2 separate regions of the Homo sapiens genome follow, and region 2 is linked to region 1. A link is an interaction called in ENCODE POLR2A ChIA-PET data of the cell type or tissue named here. Cell type or tissue: HCT116. All regions are shown on one strand. Each heading gives the region's core, and the rest is flanking DNA. Links, peaks and the distances in the headings are about the cores only. Region 1 overlaps UBXN7 (UBX domain protein 7). Region 2 has its middle 54 kb from the start of TNK2.

What was found. ChIA-PET counts read pairs that join two places held together with the same protein. Peaks named below come from ENCODE experiments on the same cell type or tissue, not always from the same donor. Only the 100,000 strongest peaks of a DNase experiment are listed, where the experiment ranks them.
Region 2: POLR2A ChIA-PET joins it to region 1 with 5 read pairs; 2 of 35 experiments call an interaction of 5 or more read pairs at or near these places.

The regions. Positions count from the first base shown.
Region 1 is chr3:196,360,849-196,372,323 of GRCh38, forward strand. UBXN7 (UBX domain protein 7) reads right to left here. Exons shown (of 11, transcript NM_015562.2): 6 at 11,048-11,194; 7 at 8,573-8,663; 8 at 7,180-7,307; 9 at 1,446-1,839; 10 at 996-1,075. Among named protein-coding and RNA genes, the nearest start is that of TM4SF19-DYNLT2B, 28 kb to the left of the region's middle. In HCT116, for the core only: no CTCF peak of the experiment used is centred there; no DNase peak of the experiment used is centred there.
Region 2 is chr3:195,956,511-195,967,985 of GRCh38, forward strand. It overlaps the pseudogene SDHAP1. Among named protein-coding and RNA genes, the nearest start is that of TNK2, 54 kb to the left of the region's middle. RefSeq lists enhancers at 4,753-4,802, 10,721-11,221, 11,222-11,475 and a silencer at 5,103-5,152. In HCT116, for the core only: no CTCF peak of the experiment used is centred there; a DNase peak (open chromatin) is centred at 4,621.

The DNA.
Region 1 (11,475 bases), core at 3,020-5,519:
AACCATCTCTAAAAAAAAGAAAATTAATTGGGTGTGGTGATCTACTCAGGAGGGTGAGGCAGGAGGATCACTTGAGCCGGGGCGGGGAGTCAAGGTTACAGTGAGCTATGACCACTGCACACCAGCCTGGGCATAAATACAGATTCCTTTGATGAATCTGGGCAAAGTAAACTGAAAATCTTCTGGAAAGGATTCAGCAGTCTAAATACCATTAAGAACATTCACAACTCATAGGAAGTCAAAATATCAACATGAACAGGGCTTTGGAAGAGGTTGATTCCAACCCTCATGGATGACTTTGAGGGGTTTAAGAATTCACTGGAGGAAGTCACTGCAAGTGGGGTAAAAACTGCAAGAGAACTAGAATTAGAAGTGGAGGATGGCGATATGACTGAATTGCTGCAATCTCATGATCAAACATTAAAGGGAGGGGGGTTGCTTCTTATGGATGAGCAAAGAAAGTGATTTCTGGAGATGGAATCTACTTCTGCTGAAGATGCTTTTAACACTGTTGAAATGACAACAAAGGATTTAGAATATTGCATAAACTTGGTGGATAAAATTGCGGCAAATTCTGAGAAGACTGACTCCAGTTTTGAAAGAAGTTCTACTGTGGGTAAAATACTATCAAACGGCAGCACATGCTACAGAGAAATTTTTTGTCGAAGGAAGCAACTGATGCAGCAACTTCACTGCTGTCACATTTTCAGAAACTGCCACAGTACCCATCACCCCAATCAGTCAGTAGCCATCAATATCAAGACCCTCCACCAACAAAAAGATGACTCACTGAAGATTCAGGGGATCATTAGCACTTTTTAGCAAAAGCTTTTTTTAATTAAGTTATGTGCTTTTTTTTAGACATAAAGCTACTGCACACTTAATAGACTATGGAATAATGTAAACATAACTTTTATATGCACCAGGAAACCAAACAATTTGGGACTCGTCTTATTGCAGTGGTCGGAACTGAACCAAAGCAAGCCTGTACTTACTAGCAGTTTAGCTTGCTCTGGAAGAGTGATCTGTTCCCTTTTTCCATCTGGATACCGCAACATCAGCTGTGCTTTTGGTCCTAAAGGAAGGGTTTAAAAAAAAAAAAAAAACGGGATACAGGAGTTTAAGACAGAATATTAGTTTAAATAAATATGTAAATAAATACAGCCATTCAGCAATTACTCAAGTGTTTTGCTGGAGTGCAGTGGCGTGATCTCAGCTCACTGCAACCTCCGCCTCCCTGGTTCAAGCCACTCTCCTGCCTCAGCCTCCCAAGTAGCTGGGACTATAGGCACGTGCCACCACACCTGGCTAAGTTTTGTATTTTTAGTAGAGACAGGGTTTTGCCATGTTGGCGAGGCTGGTCTTGGAACTCCTAACCTCAGTGATCCACCACGCCCGGCCCCAATATCTAAGTTTGAAGTAAAGTATGTCTAAATGTAACTTACCATTTACATCTATCCCCTCCACTACTCCATCTGCTTTTTCAGGTGGCATCTCCAGTATCTCTGAATCCACAGCTGGCAATCCTTGGTGGTTTGTGGCTGTTCCAGGATCAGTTCTGACTGGTGGCTCAGTCAGCGGCCTTCTATTCTCCTCTTTTCTATGCCCCAAATCTTTGTGGGGAGACTTTCTGGACTTGGCAAGATTCTCTACCTCTTCTTCTTCATCAGAGCCACAAACGGATATGAACTCCTCACTGCCAGAAAAAAGTTCAGATTCAGATTCTTCATCTGAGCGGCTATCCTGTTTTGTCTGTGTTGAATCAAAATGTGTTTCTTGTAAGGAGGCTCTGATGGCAGCTTCTAGCTGGCTGTCTTCACTTGCATCTATAAGGCTCTCCTGTGAGATGGAGTCATAAAACACAGGAAAAAGAACAAGTTAAACCAAAAAACAAGTCAAACGGCATAAGAAATATAATAGCTTGCCATTCATTATTATGTTCTGCTGACTGTATCCCTTCTACTTTAAGAGCAAGGACTGTGTCTTACACAGCCAAATTGGAATGGAGATATATATATGTGTGTGTATATACACACACACACGTTTTTGTTGTTTTGTTTTGTTTTGTTTTTGAGATGGAGTCTCACTCTTGTTGCCCAGGCTGGAGTGCAGTGGCACGAACTCGGCTCACTGCAACCTCAGCCTTCCCAGGTTCAAGCGATTCTCCTGCCTCAGCCTCCCAAGTAGCTGGGATTACAAGCGCCCGCCACCACGCCCAGCTAATTTTTATTTATTTATTTTTTTGTATTTTTAATAGAGATGGGGTTTCACCACATTGGCCAGGCTGGTCTCAAACTCCTGACCTCGGCCTCCCAAAGTGCTGGGATTACAGGCGTGAGACACCGCACCTGGCACATACATACATACATACATACATACATACATACATACATACATACATAAATATATATATACACATATTTTTTTTTCTTTCTTTTTTTAAGAGACAGGGTCTAAGTTCCCCAGGCTGGTCTTGCACTTCTGGATTCAAGTAAGCATACGCATTTTTTTAAATATCAAAATGAAGGCCAGGCCGGGTGGCTCATGCCTGTAATCCCAGCACTTTGGGAGGCCCAGGTGGGTGGATCAAGAGGTCAAAAGATCGAGACCATCCTGGCCAACATGGTGAAACCCCGCCTCTACTAAAAATGATTAAGCTTAGTGAGAAAGGCATGTGGAAAGCTGAGACAGACACAAAGCTAGGCCTCTTGCACCAAACAGCCAAGCTATGAATGCAAGGAAAAGTTCTTGAAGGAAATTAAAAGTGCTACTCCAGTGAACACACAAATGATAACAAAGCAAAACAGGCCAGGCACAGTGGCTCACACCTGCACTTTGGGAGGCTTGAGGCGGGCAGATCACCTGAGGTCAGGAGTTCGAGACCAGCCTGGCCAACATGGCGAAACCCCATCTCCACTAAAAATGCAAACATCAGCTGGGCATGGTGGTGCGCGCCTGTAGTCGCAGCTACTCAGGAGGCTGAGGCAGGAAAATCACTTGAACCCGGGAGGCAGAAGTTGCCAGAGATTGCGCCACTGCACCCCAGCCTGGTGACAGAGCGAGACTCCATCTCAAAAAAAAAAAAAAATCAAAACGAACAAAATCAAGAAAAGTTTATCTATTACCTGCCTAGAGAAAGACAAGAATTAAAAGTTTTAACTATAAAGTCAAAACACCATTCTTTAAAATGACTAAAACATAGAGACAAATGTTTACTTTGTTCACCACTGCATTCTTCAACTAGTAATTCCATTAATTACAATGAAGGTTTTCATTATGATAACAAGAAATGCAAACTTCTACAGTTTTTCCCTTGGTAAAGTTCTAATGCCACAGATTTTACTAAACTTAATGAATCACAAAATACGTTGTTTGAGTGGAACTTACTTAGCTCCTGACTCAAACATACTATAGAGGAAAGAAATCGTAAGATAATCTAAAATTGAACACTGGATATTTCAGGATATTACAGAATTACTGCTCATTTTTAAGGGTATAATAATGACATTGTGATAGTATTTTTAAAAATAAAAAAGGCTTTATCTTTTAAATATATATGCCAGAGTATTAATTAATGAAACAATGAATTCTGAGATTAGCTTCAAAATAATTCAGATGTGATGGGATACAGAGGAAAGAAGACTGGCCATCTGCTGATAATTACCGAAATTAGCTAACAAAGAGGCTCAATAAACTACTTCAACTTTTGAATATGCTTAAAATTTTCCATAATAAATAGGTAAAAAAAAAAAGTGTGAGTTGCTAATAAAAAACTAAAGAAACCACATTTTGGCTTTTACTATCAGGCAATCATGTAGCAAAAAATTAAAGGGAAAAACATTTTTTTGCTGGTTGTTTTTTTTTTTTGAGAGAGGTTCTACTCTGTCACCCAGGCTGAAGTGCAGTGGCACAATCTCAGCTCACTACTATCTCCACCTGCCAGGCTCAAGCAATCCTCCCACCTCAGCCTCCCAAGTAGCTGGGATTACAGGCACACACCACCACACCCGGCCAAAGGAAAATTTTAAAGTAAACTTCAGGCGAACTTACCACCCCTAAAAAGCAAGTAGAGGTGTCTATGTGACATGCAATGGCTTAGGTGGATTGTAAATTTATAGCAATGACATTGCACATATAGCATGTAGCTCGATTTTAAAAATTGTGGCCATGGCAGACACTGTCAGGCTCCTATTGAATTTCATTCTCCTCTGATTTCCTTACTTATATAACCCTATTTAAGTTTATAAAACGTGTTCAACTAAAAAATTCATTTTACTAATTTCTCTTGTAGCTAGAAAATAGTATTGAGCAATAGCAATTCTTATCGAAAAATTATAGAATTAAATGCTTATATTAGAAGAGAGAAAGGTATCAAATTAATGACCTAAGCTTCCCCACCTTAAAAAAAAAAAAAAAAAGAGTATACATCCAGGAAAAGAAAATAAAATTAAGCTCAAAGAAAACACAAATTAATAAATGACCTAGAAAGCAAATACAATAGAGAAAAACAAAAAAAACCCACCAAAATCCCAAGAGCAGTTTTTTGTTTTGTTTTGTTTTTTGTTTCTTAAGAGACAGAGTCTTACTGTTGCCCAAAGACTGGAGTGCAGTGACTACTCACAGGTATGATCATAGCACACTACATTCCTGAACTCCTGGGCTCAAGCAATATTCCTGCCAAGCAGATGGGACTATAGGCACATGCCACACCCCAGCTGGTTCCGTAAGATCAATAAAACTACTAAGCCTCTGGCCAGACAGTCGGGGGAAAAAAGGGAAGCCACAAATTCCCAAAAACAGAATTAAGAGAGGGGACAACTACAATCTCTACATTCATTCATGGCATCACGAGGGACTATAATGAACTCTGACAATATAGTAAAATGAACAAATCCCTAGAAAGATACAACTTGCTAAAGCTTATCCAAGAAGAAACAGATACCAAGTAGTCACGTATCTACCGATAAGATTGAATTTGTAGTTTAAAATTTTCCACCAAAAAAAAACTCTAGGCCCATGTAGCTTCACTGGTAAATGTCATCAAACATTAAGGAAGAAATAACAACAATTCTACAGACACTACTGCAGAAAACAGAAGAGGAAGAAATACTTCTCAATTCATTGTGAGGTCAGCATTAACATGTTACCAAAAGCAGAAAACGACATTATAAAGCATTACATGGAAGAAAGGAAACAACAACAACAAAATGCTCTCAAAAAAACTATAAATCAAGCAGGAGAACTGCTTGAGGCCAGGAGTTCGAGACCATCCTGGCCAACAAGATTTCTATACTATCCCTTAGGGCTTTTCCTTAAATAGGCACTTTATTATAGGTGATAACTGAAGGAAGTGTTCCTCACATCTTCTAAAACTATTTTTAGGCTGGGCATGGTATGGTGGTTCATGCTTATAATCCCAGCACTTCGGGAGGCCAAGGGAGGAGAATTGCTTGAGCTTAGGAGTTTGAGATCAGGCTGAGTAACATATTGAGACCCTGCCTCCACAAAAAATAAAAAATTAGCCAGGCATGATGGTGCACACCTGTAGTCCTAGCTACTCAGGAGGCTGAGGCAAGAAGATTGACTGAGCCCAGGAGTTCAAGGCTAGCAAGTTTTTTTTTTTTTTAAAGTTCTCTCAAGGCTGCAAAGACTACAGTGAGTTAATATCATGCCACTGCAGTCCAGCCTGGGCAACAGTGTGAGACCACATCTCAAAAAATACAATACAATACAATAAATACAATACAATACAATAAAAATGTTGCTAGGTGTGGTGCTCACACCCAGAATCCCAACATTTTGGGAGGCTGAGGCGGGAGGATTGCTTGAGGCCAGTTTGAGACCAGCCTAGACAACATACGGAGGCCTCCGTCTCTACAAAACTTTAACAGCTTAGCTGGCATGGTGATGCACATCTGTGGTCCCAGCTACTTAGGAGGCTGAGGTGGAAGGATCGCTTGAGCCCAAGAGGTGGAGGCTGTAGCGAGCCATGATCACACCACTGCACTGCAGCCTGAGAAATGGAACAAGATCCTGCCCAAAGAAAAAAACAGGACGGGCGCGTTAGCTCACGCCTGTAATCCCAGCACTTTGGGAGGCCGAGAAGGGCGGATCACTTGAAGTCAGCAGTTTGAAACCAGCCTGCCCAACAAGGCGAAACCCCATCTCTACTAAAACTACAAAAATTAGCCAGATGCAGTGGTGTACGTCTGTAATCCCAGCTACTTGGGAGGCCAAGGCAGGAGAATCGCTTGAACCCAGGAGGCGAAGGTTGCAGTGAGCCAAGATCACACCACTGCCCTCTAGCCCTAGCAACAGAACAAGACTCTGGCTCAAAAAAAGGAAAAAAAAAAAACCAACAAAACAAAACTATTTTTATCCCTACTGCTATCAAAGCCAAACAGCCATGAAAACCAATGTGAGATTGCTGTATCTTTGCAAGTTCAGTCTCTTATTTGCAACCAATCTTGATACCAATTATCAAACATGTCTACCTAGTAATAGTATATTCTAGAAATTAAGTATAGAAGTAAATTCTAGGAGGGCCAGAGAGCCAGGCCCTAAAGCTATATTAACCAATAAAAATGCTCAACTATACCATGACAGTTGTTTCAGCAAAAACAAAAAACACCACTTCCAGCCGGCTGTGGTGGCATGTACCTGTAGTCCTAGCTATTCGGGCAGTTGAGGTGAGAAGGCTGCTTCAGCCCAGGAGTTCTAGGACAGTCTGGGCAAAACAGCAAGATCCCACTCCAAAACAAAAAACAAAACACACAAAAAAACCAACCACTTTCACTGCTATTTAGACCTGGATATCAGAAGCCCTCCCAGAGCTGCCCCTCAGGAAGTAGACACCTTTACCACTAGGCTTGCCAGGTCAGTCCTCCTGCCCAACCTATTCACATTGCTTCCTTCTAAATCCAGATCCTGGGGCATCTGCCTGCACTCTAGCTGCAAGACAGACTGGCAGGAGTATGAGTATCATGATTTCACCAAGAAGATGGAACTCTCATGTGGGAAATTATCAAAATATAAGGAGGATATCTAAGATGCTATAGCCACAGTGATAGTTGTCCACTAGTTAGATTATCTTTACCATCTTAACATCGAACATTTTATATAAGATGCTTATGACCAATTACATTTATTTTCCCATCACCACCTCCTAATTATACTTACTGAACGGGCACATTTTTTGGGGGGACTGCTAGAAAGTCCATCCAGTTGTCCATGTTCACCCAGAAATCCCGTCACTTGGTCCAAGAAAGAAGATACATCTAACTGGTGCCATTCTACTAGCTTCTGACCTAAGGATTAAAAACCAAGATCTATAAATAAATATAATATCTAGAATCCTTCTGAACATTCTCCAGGATCTATAAATATAATACCTAGAATCCTTCTGAACACTCTCATTAAGTATCTCTTTCAGCATATGCATAGATTAAAAACCTGGATCTATAAAGGTAATATCTAGAATCTTTCTGAACATTCTTATTAAGTATCTCTTTCAGCATATGCATAGATTAAAAACCAGGATCTATAAAGGTAATATCTAGAATCTTTCTGAACATTCTCATTATCTCTTTCAGCATATGCATACATTAAAAACCAGGATCTGTAAATATAATATCTAGGATCTTTCTGAACATTCTCATTAAGTATCTCTTTCAGCACATGCATAAAGTGTACTGTAAAGACATATCCTCTCCACCAGCTTATGCTACATAGTGTCTTCATAACCTAGAAGTCACATCAATTATACTCACCTAACAGATTCCCACCCGTAATGATAGGGCAACTATCTTATCTGCTGCTATCACTTACTGCCATTTAGGAAGAAGAGATTCAGACAAAGCAATATCTATATAAAACACCATCAATTAATAAAACCAGCTCCACCCTCTGCTTCTCAGGTGGGATTACAACTAGTATCTGGGCAATCTTAATATTTTAATGATAAAAAAAACTTTTGTCTTGTTTTGTTTTTTTGAGATGGAGTCTCACTCTGTTGCCCAGGCTGGAGTGCAGTGGCGCGATCTCGGCTCACTGCAACCTCCACCTCCCGGGTTCAGGCCATTCTCCTGCCTCAGCCTCCCAAGCAGCTGGGACTACAGGTGCCCGCCACCATGCCCGGCTAATTTTTTTTGTATTTTTAGTAGAGATGGGGTTTCACCGTGTTAGCCAGGATGGTCTGGATCGCCTGACCTCATGATCCGCCCACCTCGGCCTCCCAAAGTGCTGGGATTACAGGCATGAGCCACCACGCCCAGCTGGTAAAAAAACTTTTAAAAAATCCCTTAAAAAAGGTAAGATGAACATATCAGTTATTCTTCAAAAGAACAGAACTGCACAAACATAAAATACTACCATCTCCCAATGTTGCCAGAAAAAGATGTCCTAAATACATACATCAATAGATGTTTAAATAATTATAAAGGGAAAAAAACGAAACCTTCACCTAAATTACTGCAATTCTGAAAACAGATCCAGTCAAATATTAAAGATCAATCATTTAGGTAACTGAAAGACAAGTAATAGGTTAAAAGCTGCGTGCTGATATAAATCTTACCTGTCCGTGGGTCCAATATGGAAACATAGGGGAAATCCCCTAACTTATAAAACTGTATGTATCTCTGACCTTCCTCACTGTCATGATAAACCTGTTAAATCATTGATATAAAAAAAAAAGTCAGCCTCTAAGAAAAGAACCAACTATAACCTTCTTATACACCAACATCAATTAGCTCTCCAAATATACCTCCGGCCTATGTATTAAGATCTCACTCCTACACTAAAAAGAAAATAAATCTGGTTTGAACTCCTTCAACTTCCCACTTCCAGCACTCTCTGGAAATTTACCATAAACATATTGACCCATTCCTCCTCCTTTCCCAGTTCAGATGAGGTATTATTCTTCCTGCTCAAGTTATCTGTCAACTATGTCATTCATAACTCTCAACCATATACATCTTAATAAATCACAATATATTAAGATTATGGGCCAGGCATGGTGGCTCACGCCTGTAATCCCAGCACTTTAGGAGGCCGAGGCGAGTGGATCACAAGGTCAGGAGATTGAGACCATCCTGGCCAACATGGTGAAACCCCGTCTCTACTAAAATACAAAAATTAGCCGGGCCTGGTGACAGGCGCTTGTAGTCCCAGCTACTCGGGAGACTGAAGCAGGGGAATCGCTTGAACCCGGGAGGCAGAGACTGCAGTGAGCTGAGATCGTGCCACTGCACTCCTGCCCAGCGACAATGCAAGACTTGTCTCAAAAAAAAAAAAAAAAAAAAAAGATTATGGCTCCACATGGTGGCTCGCACCTATAACCCTAGCACTTTGTAGGGCAGAGGCAGAGGACAGCTTGAGGCCAGGAGTTTGAGACCAGCCTGGGCATCTCCACGAGAAGTTTTTTTGTTTTTTTTTGTTTGTTTGTTTGTTTTTAAATTAGCCAGGTTTAATGGTGTGCACCTATAGTCCCAGCAACTCAGGAGACTGAGGTGGGAAGATCCCTTGAGCCTATAGGGGTTAGAGCCTGCAGTGAGCTATGACTGCACCACTGTGTTCCGGCCTGGGTGACAGAGCAAGACCCTGTCCATTTATTTAAAAAAAAAAAGAAAAAAGAAAAGAAAAGAAAGAAAGAAAAAAAGATTATAAGCTCAAGAGTCCAGCACAGTGCTAAGCAAAGAGCTGCTCGATCAATATTTGTTGAATAAAATACAAGGAATTTTACCATTAAAGTTACATTAAATTTAGGGGCCTGTAAAATATAAACAGGCAAATTAATAACATTAATAGCATATCTTACAGTAGGGGAAAAAATTAAGCTCCTTCATAAGTTTTTATTTTCTATAACTTTTCACAAAATAAAAAATAAAAAAATTGAGCCGGCACGGTGATTCATGCCTATAATCCCAGCACTTTGGGAAGCCAAGGGAAGCAGATGGCTTGGGCCCAGGAGTTCGAGACGAGCCTGGGCAATATGGCAGGACCCCATCTCTACAAAAAAAAAAAAAAAAAAAAAATTATATGGGCATAGTGGTGCATGTTTGTGGTCCCAACTACTCAAGAAACTGAGGTGGAAGGATCATTTGAGCCCAGGAGGTCAAGGCTGAGCCATGTTCATGCCACTGCATTGCAGCCTGGGTGACAGAGCAAAACCCTGTCTCACAGTGGGGGAAAAATGATACAAGGTCTGTAACCTTATCTCATTAGCTGGGAAGACTAAAGTGACATGTCTAAGAACACAGAGTTAAAAAGTATCAAACTCAAGCTAAAATCTAAGTCTTAGCCAAATGCTTCCAATTACCTCAAGATCTTCTATACCTGCACTGTCTAATACAGCAACCACTACCCACAAGTGGCTACTGAAGCACCTGAAATCTTGCTACTCCAAATGGAGAAGGGGTGTAAGTATAAAATACAAACCATATCTTGAAGACTCAACACCAAATAAATGCAGATCATCTCATTATTTTTGTATTAGTTATATAGATATATTGATTTAACCAAATACATTATTACAGTTAATTTCATCTATTTTGATTAATCTTTTTTAATGTGGCTACTGGAAAAATTTAAATTATGTGTACAGCTTACAATATATTTCTACTGAACAGTACAGTTTGTTTGTTTTGTTTTGTTTGAGATGGAGTCTAGCTCTATTGTTCAGGCTGGAGTGTAATGGTGTGATCTTGGCTCACTGCAGTCTCCGCTACCCGGGTTCAAGTGATTCTCCTGCCTCAGCCTCCCGAGTAGCTGGGATTACAGGTGCCTGCTGCCACACCTGGCTGATTTTTTGTATTTTTAGGAGAGACAGGGTTTCACCATGTTGGCCAGGCTGGTCTCAAACTCCTGACCTCAGGTGATCCGCCGGCCTCAGCCTCCCAAAGTGCTGGGATTATAGGCGTGAGCTACTGCCCCCAGCCGGCTTTACCTTTTTTTAAATGTCTTAATTCATTATAACCCAATTCCTTTCCCTCAACAACCCACACTACAAAAGTAAAATTCTACAAAACTTCTGATTAACTCTCCTTCTCACCTGCCAGAAAATGAAATGTTCCCGGATAATATTCTTCACAGCTTCGTTGCTCCACACATCGCGGTTGAGGCACTGACATGCAAAGTCTTGAACATTTTGAATGTTTATCATCAGCCACTTATTTTGCATCTGGCCACACTCTTTGGCCTGCAAGAGTAAAGTTACACATTTGTTAGAAATAATTTCTACTTAGTGACAGATGTTTCCGTAGTTGTTCAGAGGTTGTTGTCTTTCATTAAAAATACTAAGTTTTTGCCAGATACGACATCTAGAGTTTTCAGCATTTATACATTCTATATATTTACTTCGCATATGCATTTATAGCTATACTGTCCATTTCAAGCACTGCTCAAATTTAAATGAACTCATTTCTCTTTTATCCAGTTATTTGTTATAATAGCTGATTCTCTCTCTCTCTCTCTCTCTCT
Region 2 (11,475 bases), core at 3,066-5,565, 400 kb before region 1:
CATTTATTGGACCATGTCATCCCATTACATGTCAGCCGTGGAGGTTTTCAAACTGTGGTCCCTGGACATGTTAGAAATGCAAATTCTCAGGCCGAACCAGGACTGAATAGGAAGATCTGGGGTAGGGTCCCTCCAGGACTGAATCGGAAGATCTGGGGTGGGGTCCCCCAGGACTGAATCAGAATATCATGGGTGGGGTCCCCCCCAGGACTGAATCAGAAGATCGGGGATGGGGTCCCCTCCAGGACTGAATCGGAAGGTATGGGGTGGGGTCCCCCCAGGACTGAATCGGAAGATCTGGGGTGGGGTTCCCCCAGGACTGAATTGCAAGATCATGGGTGGGGTCCCCCAGCACTGAATCAGGAAATCTGGGGTAGGGTCCCCCCAGGACTGAATCGGAAGGTCATGGGTGGGGACCCTCAGGACTGAATCAGAAGATCTGGGGTAGCGTCCCCCCAGGACTGAATCGGAAGATCTGGGGTGGGGTCCCCCCAGGACTCAATTGCAAGATCATGGGTGGGGTCCCCCAGGACTGAATCAGGAAATCTGGGGTAGGGTCCCCCCAGGACTGAATCGGAAGGTCATGGGTGGGGACCCTCAGGACTGAATCGGAAGATCTGGGGTAGCATCCCCCCAGGACTGAATCGGAAGATCTGGGGTAGGGTCCCCCCAGGACTGAATCGGAAGATCTGGGGTAGGGTCCCCCCAGGACTGAATCGGAAGATCTGGGGTAGCGTCCACCCAGGACTGAATAGAAAGATCTGGGGTGGGGTCCCCCAGGACTGAATCGGAAGATCTGGGGTAGGGTCCCTACAGGACAAAATCGGAAGATCTGGGGTAGGGTCCCCCCAGGACTGAATCGGAAGATCTGGGGTGGGGTCCCCCAGGACTGAATCAGATCACGGGTGGGGTCCCGCCAGGACTGAATCGGAAGATCTAGGGTAGGGTCCCCCCAGGACTGAATCGGAAGGTCTGGGGTAGGGTCCCTCCAGGTGATCCTGTTACACAGGTTAGAGAACCACGGCATTAGGGGTGGGAATTTGACAATTCTTTTTTTTTTTTTTTTTTTTTTGAGACAGAGTCTCGCTCTTGTTGCCCAGGCTACAGTGCAGTGGCGCACTCTTGGCTCACTGCAACCTCCATCTCCCAGGTTCAAGCAACTCTCCTGCCTCAGCCTCTCGAGTAACTGGGATTACAGGCACCCACCATCATGCCTGGTTAATTTTTTGTATTTTTAGAGATGGGGTTTCACTATGTTGGTCAGGCTGAGACAATTCTTAAACTGTCATTCTTTACTCACTTATTTGCAGGAATTCTTATGTAAAGAACTTTCCCTAATCAACAAGGTTTCCCTGAATTGCAATTTGTAGAGAAAAGACAGGATAATTGCTGATCTTCCTTCAAGTGTCCATTCCCAGTGTTAGGAGTTAGTGCCCTAGGTACCTCCAAGAGTGACCAATTACATGTGTTTGGTTGGTTTTGGCTTTGAAACCACCACTATGAATTCATGGTTTTCATGTATTAGAGACCACTTTCTAGGTGCTTGATGTGTCTACTGCTACTGGGGCAGAGGTAGAAAATGTGTATACGGTAAAAGAACAACAAATGAGTTCACGCTTATATTTCTATTTCAAATTTAGTATACGGTTTTACACCTTTTTCTCAGAAAAATCTTGTTTTATTTTTTGAGATAGAGTTTTGTTCCTGTTGCCCAGGCTGGAGTGCAGTGGCACAATCTCGGCTCACTGCAATCTCTGCCTCCTGTTTCAAGCGATTCTCCTGCTTCAGCCTCCCCAACAGCTGGGATTACAGGCACCTGCCACCATGCCCAGCTAATTTTTCAATTTTAGTAGAGATGGCGTTTCACCATGTTGGCCAGGCTGGTCTCAAACTCCTGACCTCAGGTCATCTGCCCACCTCGGCCTCCCAAAGTGCTGGGACTTGGGAGGATTTTCCCTTGCCAGAAAAATCTTAGTTTTAGCATTAACATAATTAGTTATTAGCTTTAACTCCCACCCCACATAATTTCAAAGGATTAATACCAATAAGACGAGTAATGGAGATGATTGATTGAAATTTAGGATTCAGTGGCTCTATTTGTCTTTAGACTATGGCTCACTAAATCTGCACACTTGAAGTGCTGTGTTCTAGCGATCCTCTGATGACACATGAGGTAATAGGCTGCGTGACTGTCACCAGCCTGATGTGCAGTTGGGCTGCAGAACCCCGTGATGCTGCCTAGCCCAGCCAGCCCCAGGTCACTCCTCAGACTCAAACTCGATTCTGACACCACCAGCACCTGGGACGCTGCCTAGGGGCTTTCTCTGGTGGCAGGAGCACGTCCTGGAGCAGGCCAGGGGTGCCCGGAATTGACCATCCTAAACCTGTGGAGTGTGGGCTGGTGAAGGAACACACCAGCTCCCACAGTGAGCACGGGCCCAGCTGCCCACATGGGACCCAGCTCCCGGACGCCGCATGCCACCGCCTCTTTCCTGTCTCACCTCCCACTTCCCTTCAGCTGCTGCTCAGGGCCACCTTCCAAATTTTGGTCTCACGGTTGGAGCCTGTAGAATGCAATCCAAGGAATTTAGATTCATTCATTTCAGATACCATTCTTTCAATTTTAGGGACTATCTTAAAAACTTAGTTTGGTAATATGTAAAACACTTAACAATTTCAAAGTCCAGATATTACTTCAGAGTCTATTTCGGTCTCACTTCCACCACTGACCCCTATCCTCCACAGCAACCACTTTAGACTTTTATCTTTGTACTGTTTTAAGAAAAAGCAATATATATTTGCATCATATGATATGTACTCTGCCCCTTATCAATAGGCGTTCCTCATTCCTCCTTCTGGTACGGAGTTCCCCACTGCACGAATTAATGTTCCCAATCCCCTACTGATGGACATTTTGATTGTTTCCAGTTTTACAAATGCCACAGTGAAGAACTTTGTGGCAAACACATTCAGGCTGTGAAAAGAACTCTGTGGGTAAAGTCCTTTCATTTCTTTGCCAGAGTTTTTTTTGAGGCAGATTCTAGAATTGCTGAGTCTAAGGGCAAATGCCATGTCATTTTGTTAGATGCTGCCAAATCCTCTTCCATGAGGCTGCAACGTTCTGCATTCCACAGTGACTATGAGAGTCCTTGTACCCCACAGCTTCATAAACAAAGCATGACAGCAAACCTGCACGTTTACCCATCACACAGTTGAGAAATTTTATCTACTTTCACCTTTTTTTTTGGTTAGCATTTTTATTCCCAGCTTTTTTGTGGTATAATGCGCAGAAGGTAATGAACACATTCTACCTGCAAGCTTCTTCCTGTGCCTTTGGAATCTGCTCCTGCCAGTCTGCAGGGAACCACGGATCTGCTTTCCGTCACGTAGGAGGCATTCTCGACACCCTCTGTACACAGCATGCGCTTTATTTGGCTTCTCTTACGCAGCGTAGTGACTTTCAGATTTATTCAAGCTGCTGCGTGCGCCAACAGTCCACTCCTTCCTAGTGCTGAGGCCCCCATCACATGAGCACAACTGTTTCTTGTGTGTGATGTGTTGTTCTCTGGCTGTGCACTGCCAAAAAAGACATCATTAAAAAAAATTTAAATATAATGTAAGACCTGCCTTGTCTTAGGAAACGTTTTTCTGGCAGTGGCTCACACCTATAATCCCAATACTCTGGGAGGCTGAGGCAGGAGGACTGCTTGAGCCCAGGAGTTTGGGACCAGCCTGGGCAAGAGGGTGAAACCCTGTCTCTAAAAATTAGCCAGGCATGGTGGCTCACACCTGTAGTCTCAGCTCTTAGGGAGGTTGAGGTGGGAGGACTGCTGGAGCCCAGGAGGTGGAGGCTGCAGTGAGCCGAGATCACACCACTGCACTCCAGCCTGGGCAGCATGGCAAAACTCTGTCTCTACCAAGAAAAAAACAAAAAATTAACAGAAGGAAAAACAAAAGGGCTTTCTTATCAAAAATACACTTTAAGGAACAAATTTATCATATTAAGTTGGTGCAAAAGTAATCGTGGCTTTTACCATTGAAAGCAATAGCAAAAACCGCAATTACTTTTGCACCAACCTAATATTATTTTCTAATGACAAACTTGGAAATAACTGTCATTGTTCTCTAAAAAGAACAGCCTAAAAATAAAGCAGCAGCCCATTTACTTCTATGCCAGTTCTTTTAGCATTTGGTTATTTAAACCGGCAGTCCCTAACCTTTTTGGCACCAGGGACTGGTTTCACGGAAGACACTTTTTCCACTGACAAGTGTGGGGATGGTTTGGAGACGAAACGGTTCCATCTCAGATCATCAGTATTAGATTCTCATAAGCGGGGCATAACCTAGATCCTTCGCATGCGCAGTTCACGACAGGATTCCACTCCTATGAGAATCTAATGCCACCACTGATCTGACAGGAGGCGAGGCTCACACAGCAATGATATGACAGGGGGCGGAGCTCACACAGCAATGATATGACAGGGGGCGGAGCTCACACAGTAATGATATGACAGGGGGCGGAGCTCACACAGTAATGATATGACGGGGGCGGAGCTCACACAGTAATGCTCTGGCAGGGGGCAGAGCTCACAGTAATGCTCTGACGGGGGCGGAGCTCACACAGTAATGATGACGGGGGCGGAGCTCACACAGTATTGATGACAGGGGGCAGAGCTCACAGTAATGCTCTGGCAGGGGGGCGGAGCTCACACAGTAATGCTCTGGCAGGGGGCGGAGCTCACAGTAATGCTCTGACGGGGGCGGAGCTCACACAGTAATGATGATGGGGGCGGAGCTCACACAGTAATGATGACAGGGGGCAGAGCTCACAGTAATGCTCTGGCAGGGGGCGGAGCTCACAGTAATGCTCTGGCAGGGGGCGGAGCTCAGTAATGATCTGATGGGGGCAGGGCTCACACAGTAATGCTGACAATGGGTGGAGCTCACACAGTAATGCTCTGGCAGGGGGCGGAGCTCACAGTAATGCTCTGGCAGGGGGCGGAGCTCACACAGTAATGCTCCGGCCGGGGGAGGAGCTCACACAGTAATGATATGACAGGGGGCGGAGCTCACACAGTAATGATATGACAGGGGGTGGAGCTCACACAGTAATGATATGACGGGGCGGAGCTCACATAGTAATGATCACAGGGGGCGGAGCTCACACAGTAATGCTCTGCCAGGGGGCGGAGCTCACACAGTAATGCTCTGGCAGGGGACGGAGCTCACACAGTAATACTCTGGCAGGGGACGGAGCTCACACAGTAATGCTCTGGCAGGGGGCGGAGCTCAGTAATGTTCTGGCAGGGGGCGGAGCTCACACAGTAATGCTCTGACAGGGGGCGGAGCTCACACAGTAATGCTCTGACAGGGGGCGGAGCTCACAGTAATGCTCTGACAGGGGGCGGAGCTCACACAGTAATGCTCTGACAGGGGGCGGAGCTCACACAGTAATGCTCTGACAGGGGGCGGAGCTCACACAGTAATGCTCTGGCAGGGGGTGGAGCTCACAGTAATGCTCTGGCAGGGGGCGGAGCGCACACAGTAATGCTCTGACAGGGGGCGGAGCTCACACAGTAATGCTCTGACGGGGCGGAGCTCACACAGTAATGCTCTGGCAGGGGGTGCAGCTCACAGTAATGCTCTGGCAGGGGGCGGAGCTCACACAGTAATGCTCTGACATGGGGTGGAGCTCACACAGTAATCTCTGGCAGGGGGTGGAGCTCACAGTAATGCTCTGACAGGGGGCGGAGCTCACACAGTAATGCTCTGACGGGGCGGAGCTCACACAGTAATGCTCTGGCAGGGGGCGGAGCTCACACAGTAATGCTCTGGCAGGGGGCGGAGCTCACACAGTAATGCTCTGGCAGGGGGCGGAGCTCACAGTAATGCTCTGGCAGGGGGCGGAGCTCACACAGTAATGCTCTGGCAGGGGGCGGAGCTCACAGTAATGCTCTGGCAGGGGGCCGAGCTCACACAGTAATGCTCACTGGCTGGCTGCTCACCTCCTACTGTGTGGCCTGGTTCCTAACAGGCCATGGACTGGTAACGATCTGTGGCCTGGGGACTGGGGACCCTGATTTAAAGAATCGAGGACACACTCACCTAGCAAACCATCTGCCAAGAAAAAGGAGGAAAAGCACCAACATTAATTTGAACTTAGAAATAAACTACAATAAGGCCAGACATGGTGGTTCACACCTATAATTCCAGCACTTCGGGAGGCCAAGGAGGAACGATCACTTGAGCCCAGCAGTTTGAGACCAGCCTAGGCAACACAGTGAGACCCTGTCCCTACAATTACAAAATAAATGAGCTGGGCGTGGTGGTGCACACCTGTAGCCCCAACTGCTCAGAAGGCTGAGTCGGGAAGATCACCTGAGCTGCCCAGGAGTTTGAGGCTGCAGTGAGCTGAGACTGCACCACTGCACTGATCCTGTCTCAAAAAAAAAAAAAAAAAAGAAACTACAACAAAATATCTGGATTTTGATGTAACAGAATACAAAGATAATTACATTTGATTTTTAGGTCAACAAATATGACTAAAGTCACAACAGTAAAATATTTTAAATGGATTTGGAAATAAAAGAAAGTTTGTTCATTTATATTTTATTTAAGAGCTGTGCCCAGTTTTATCTTGTCACAAGAATGAAGCAAGGGACAAAGTGCCACGCTCCCCGGCCACTGGGTGCCAATCCCCCTTCAATGTACTCCTTCTTCCCCAGAGTGCAGAAGCGTATAAAGACAGTTATGACATTGACACATGCATGAGCTATTATACATAATTACAAAAGCTGATTCTGTCATCACCGCATCTTGTCTCATCAGTAGGAGTGAATGGCTGGGGGGACAGTGGCACAGTCAGCCTCATTCAAAGTTTTGTCGATTATGGGTCTATATTCCACAGTGACCTTGAAAAGAAGTCAGTGGTAAGTTAAGCACAAAAATGTACAAAAAGCCATCTCTTGTGTTCCTTTTGAAAAATTTTAACTATAAAAGTAGATTTACGGCATGTAAACTTTAAGGTATTTGCTGCAGTATTTTCCAATAACAAATTCAAAAATGATCTACATGCGCAACAGGGGACTGTAAATGACGGCAGATCGGTAGAGTGGAACAGAGCAACGAAAATGACACTGTACCAGATTCTCAGTGCTTTGCTTTACAAAAATGCTCCCATCATGAAAAGTGGGAGAACCCTTGTCTATACCAAGACACTTCATGTTTAAACTATCTACTTCCAGTTTTTCTACTTCAAAGTAAATATTTATATAGGTAGAACATCCCTAATCCAAACATCTGAAATTCTCCCAAATCTGAAACTTTCTGAGCACCAGCATGACATTCAAAAGAAATGTGCTATGGAGTCAGATCTTCCCATTAGGGATGCTCAGACAGTAAGTGTAATGCAAATATTCCAAAGTCTGAACAAGCCTGAAATCCAAAACACTTCTGGTCCCAACGATTTCAGAGAAGGAATACTCAAGCCGTGTATTAAATATGCACACACAGGAAAAGGTAGGCACATATACAAAGAAATTTAAACCATAATGGGTCATCTCTGGTTAGTGAGCTCTTATTTCAATCTCTTTGTACTTTCTAAAATGAGTACGTATTTCTTGAAAAATCACTGAAACTGGCTGGGCGTGTTGGTTCATGCCTGTTGGGGAGGCCAAGACAGGTGGATCACTTGAGCTCAGGAGCTCAAGACTAGCCTGGGCAACGTGGCAAAACCCCGTCTCTACAAAACATACAAAAATTAGCCAGGCATGGTGGCATGTGCCCGGGAGGCTGAGGTGGGAGGATCACCTGAGCCGAGGGGAGGTTGAGGCTGCAGTGAGACGAGATCGAGCCACCACATTTCAGCCTGGGCAAAAGAGATGAGACTCTATCTCAGAACAACAAAAACAAAACAAAAAACCTGAACCCGGAAACATTAAAAATAGACTTGTGCTAAGCAAGTGTGACCTCTCTATACTATCAGGAAATGGCCTTCATGATAAATTCTGAAAATGACCTACTGCCTGAATCACAGACACACTAGATGATAGTGAGAGTCCAAAGGTAACTTCCACAGACACAGCTAAGTGATTATACGACTCTCCCTTACAAGTTATGAAAAGCTTAAGGGTAAAAGCTTTCTATCTTCATGATTTCTGAATCTCAATGCCCAGCGGAAATGCCACACGGGTGAACTGTGCTTGTGTGGAACAAGCTGCAACCCCCCTACCACACCCTCGGCTGGCTGTTCCCAAGACGCTGTGCTTGTGTGGAACAAGCTGCAACCCCCTACCACATCCTCGGCTGGCTGTTCCCAGGACGCTGTGCTTGTGTGGAACAAGCTGCAACCCCCCTACCACACCCTCGGCTAGCTGTTCCCAGGACGCTGCTCACCCCAACCCCGCCTCCATTTCTGCCCTTCTCTGCTTGCTCAGTGCCCAGGGGATGCTAAGGGCTGCACCTCATCCCCTCTGCTCCCCTGCAGATGCTTCCAGTTGGCCCAGCCCATGGGAGGAGAGGGGAGGGATCTCTTCTGGGCTCCCTTGGCTCGGGACTGGTTTCTGGTAGTGGCTGTGTCCCCACTACACAGATGCTTTCTCGCTAGGTCCATAATCATCATCTCTTCCCCTGCCACCAGGCCTTGGACACTTGCTCCTGCCCAGTGACGTCCATCTGGCCCACACCACAGAGCAACCCTTCCTTAAGGCTCCTCTGAACCACCTGCAGGCACTGGATTCTGTTTCCAGCCCGAAGCCCAACTGCTGTCAGAGTGCCTTTTTCAGCGGTGCCTCAAATCTGTCGGGAGGTGATTTAAATCTGGCCTGCTCCTCTGCGTTCACCATCAGCAAGGCCAGCCCGCAGACCTGGGCGGGGCCGTGTGGGTGCTGGGCTGTGGTGAGAACGAGCTCCACACTGACCTTCCCAGTGCTGACGTCCACATAGGACAGGGTGTGCTTCCTCCAGTGCTCCTCAAAGGGCTTCTTCTGTTGCCCCTGGATGGGCTTGGAGTGATCGTACTCATCAATCCGCACCTGAGCCCAGAAACACCATCACATTTCTCATTACTCTAACAGAGCAATACAGAAAAAACACAGCAAACGTTAAAATGATCTAAGAGACAGATGCCCTAGAACCCATTCCATTTCCACTTCAGCCCAGGAGGTTGGCACCATCAACACGTTCAGAACGCACAGAGGCCACATGGCTGGCCAGCAATGTGCAGCCAGCAGTGAGTCCAGAGTAATCCATGTCCGCATGTTCCCTTAGACATCCTTTATGTACCTAAGAGTTTATCAAATACTTTGTCTTTTTGCTCCAAGCGCTGGGAGACTACCTCAATCCTTTCTTTCAGCCTGTTTTTATTAAAAACACTTTTTTTTTCTTTTGAGACAGGGTCTCGCTATGTCACCTGGGCTGGAGCGTAATGGTGTGATCACAGCTCGCCAGAGCCTTGACTTCCCGGGCTCAATCAATCATCCTGCCTCAGCCTCCTGAGCAGCTGGTACCTCAGGTGTGTACCACCACGCCTGGCTAATTTTTTAATTTTTGTAGAGACAGGTTTCGCCATGTTGCCCAGGCTGGTCTAGAACTCCGGGGCTCAAGTGATCTGCCTGCCTCAGCCTCCCAAATGCTGGGATTACAGGTGGGAGCCACTGCATCTGGCTTCTATTCTAATTAAAACTCGTTGTCACCAACTAAATTTATGCTCCTGGACAGGCACAGTGGCTCATGCCTGTAATCCTAGCACTTTGGAAGGCCAAGGTGGGTGGTTCACTTGAGGTCGGGAGTTCGAGACCAGCCCGGCCAACATGGTGAAACCCCATCTCCACTGAAAATACAAAATTAGCCAGGCACGGTGGCATGCGCCTGTAACCCCAGCTGCTTGGGAGGCTGAGGCAGGAGAATCACTTGAACCTGGGAGGCAGAGGTTGCAGTGAGCTGAGATCGCAACACTGCACTCTAGCCTGGGGGACAGTCAGACTCCATCTCAAAAAATTAAAAATCATAAATTTATTATTATTCTGTATTCTGGCAAACACGGATTCATATACTTTGCAGGAAAGACTCTTAATATGTATGAGGAGACGAGCAAATTCTGAGCAGTGATCACAGCCATCAGCATATTCTAGTGGAGGGTAAATCAGTAAAATTTCATGGTGAATAAAAATGATTTTCCCATTCACTGTGTTCAGCTGACTGGAAAGGCTGCCACCAGCCGCCCACACATGGCCCTGAACCAGCCTGTGCGCCTGCCTTGTGGAGCCTTTGTCCTTTTGCTGATGTGGTTTATGCTGAACTTGCATTTGCACCCCAAGCTTCCCTTTCCGTCGTTTTTTGCTATCATATGTGAAAAACTCTTACCAGGCAGAATCCAACACGTGTGCTCTGCACAAAAATCAGTTCATCTGAAGAACAAGTGACCACAGGGCAGGCTCCGTAATCAAACCACAGGACAGGCTCTATAATACCTTTTCCAAACCACAGGACAGGTTGGAAACAGTGGCTTACTCGTTATTTAGTAAACTGGCATTTCCTCCACAGGGCAGGTCTGAAACGGTGACTTACTTGTTATTTAATAAACTGGCATTTCCTCCACAGGGCAGGCTTGAAATGGTGGCTTACTCGTTATTTAATAAACTGGCATTTCCTCCACAGGGCAGGCTTGAAACGGTGGCTTACTCGTTATTTAATAAACTGGCATTTATTTCCTGGTCATGCCACGCTGGCTGCACTTCTAACCTTGGCCTTCTAACAGCAAAGCACATTGGCTTGGAGATGCCACTGCTGGCATCAGTGGATGCCGACCCAAAGCAAGGAACAGGTCACAGTGATCCAGAAAATGGCGAGAACCCAGGGATCAAAGTTACCAGAGGGAAAAAGGCATTTTTTGGATATACTTTTGGGGAAACGACATAAAATGCAGAGAAAATGCAGGGGTGGGGCTGAGTCCCACCAGGCGGGAGGAAAAGGCAGGTGCAGGTGGGCGTGGCGAGAAGGCGCACCTTGTAGTCTTCCCCGGCGTGCGCGCCCCGTGACTCCTTCCCCGCCTCTGCTCCATTGACGGTCTGCAGCGCACATAGCATCAGGTTCTGCAGCTCCAGGGTCTCCACCAGGTCCGTGTTCCAGACCATTCCTGGGGACACAAAAAGTTCCATCAGGGGCAGGTGGGACCCAGTCACACGGGCCCTCCGAGCTGTCAGCCTGGGCCTGCTAGTCCATGGAGTCACTGGTTGTGGCTTTACAGCTGGGGGCCAGCACCCATCCAGACAGCAAGCATGGAACTAAGTCAGCACTGACGGGACAGACACCAGCCCACCCTGCAGAAGGCAGGGCCCAACAGTGTGCACAGAGCCCACTGTCTGCTCACCCCGGTCAAACGTCTTCAGATGCTTCAGGTCTCCATAGAGCTTGCTGATTTTCCCACAACCTTCTTGCAACAAGCTTCCCACACGGAACACGGCAGCATGATTTTGC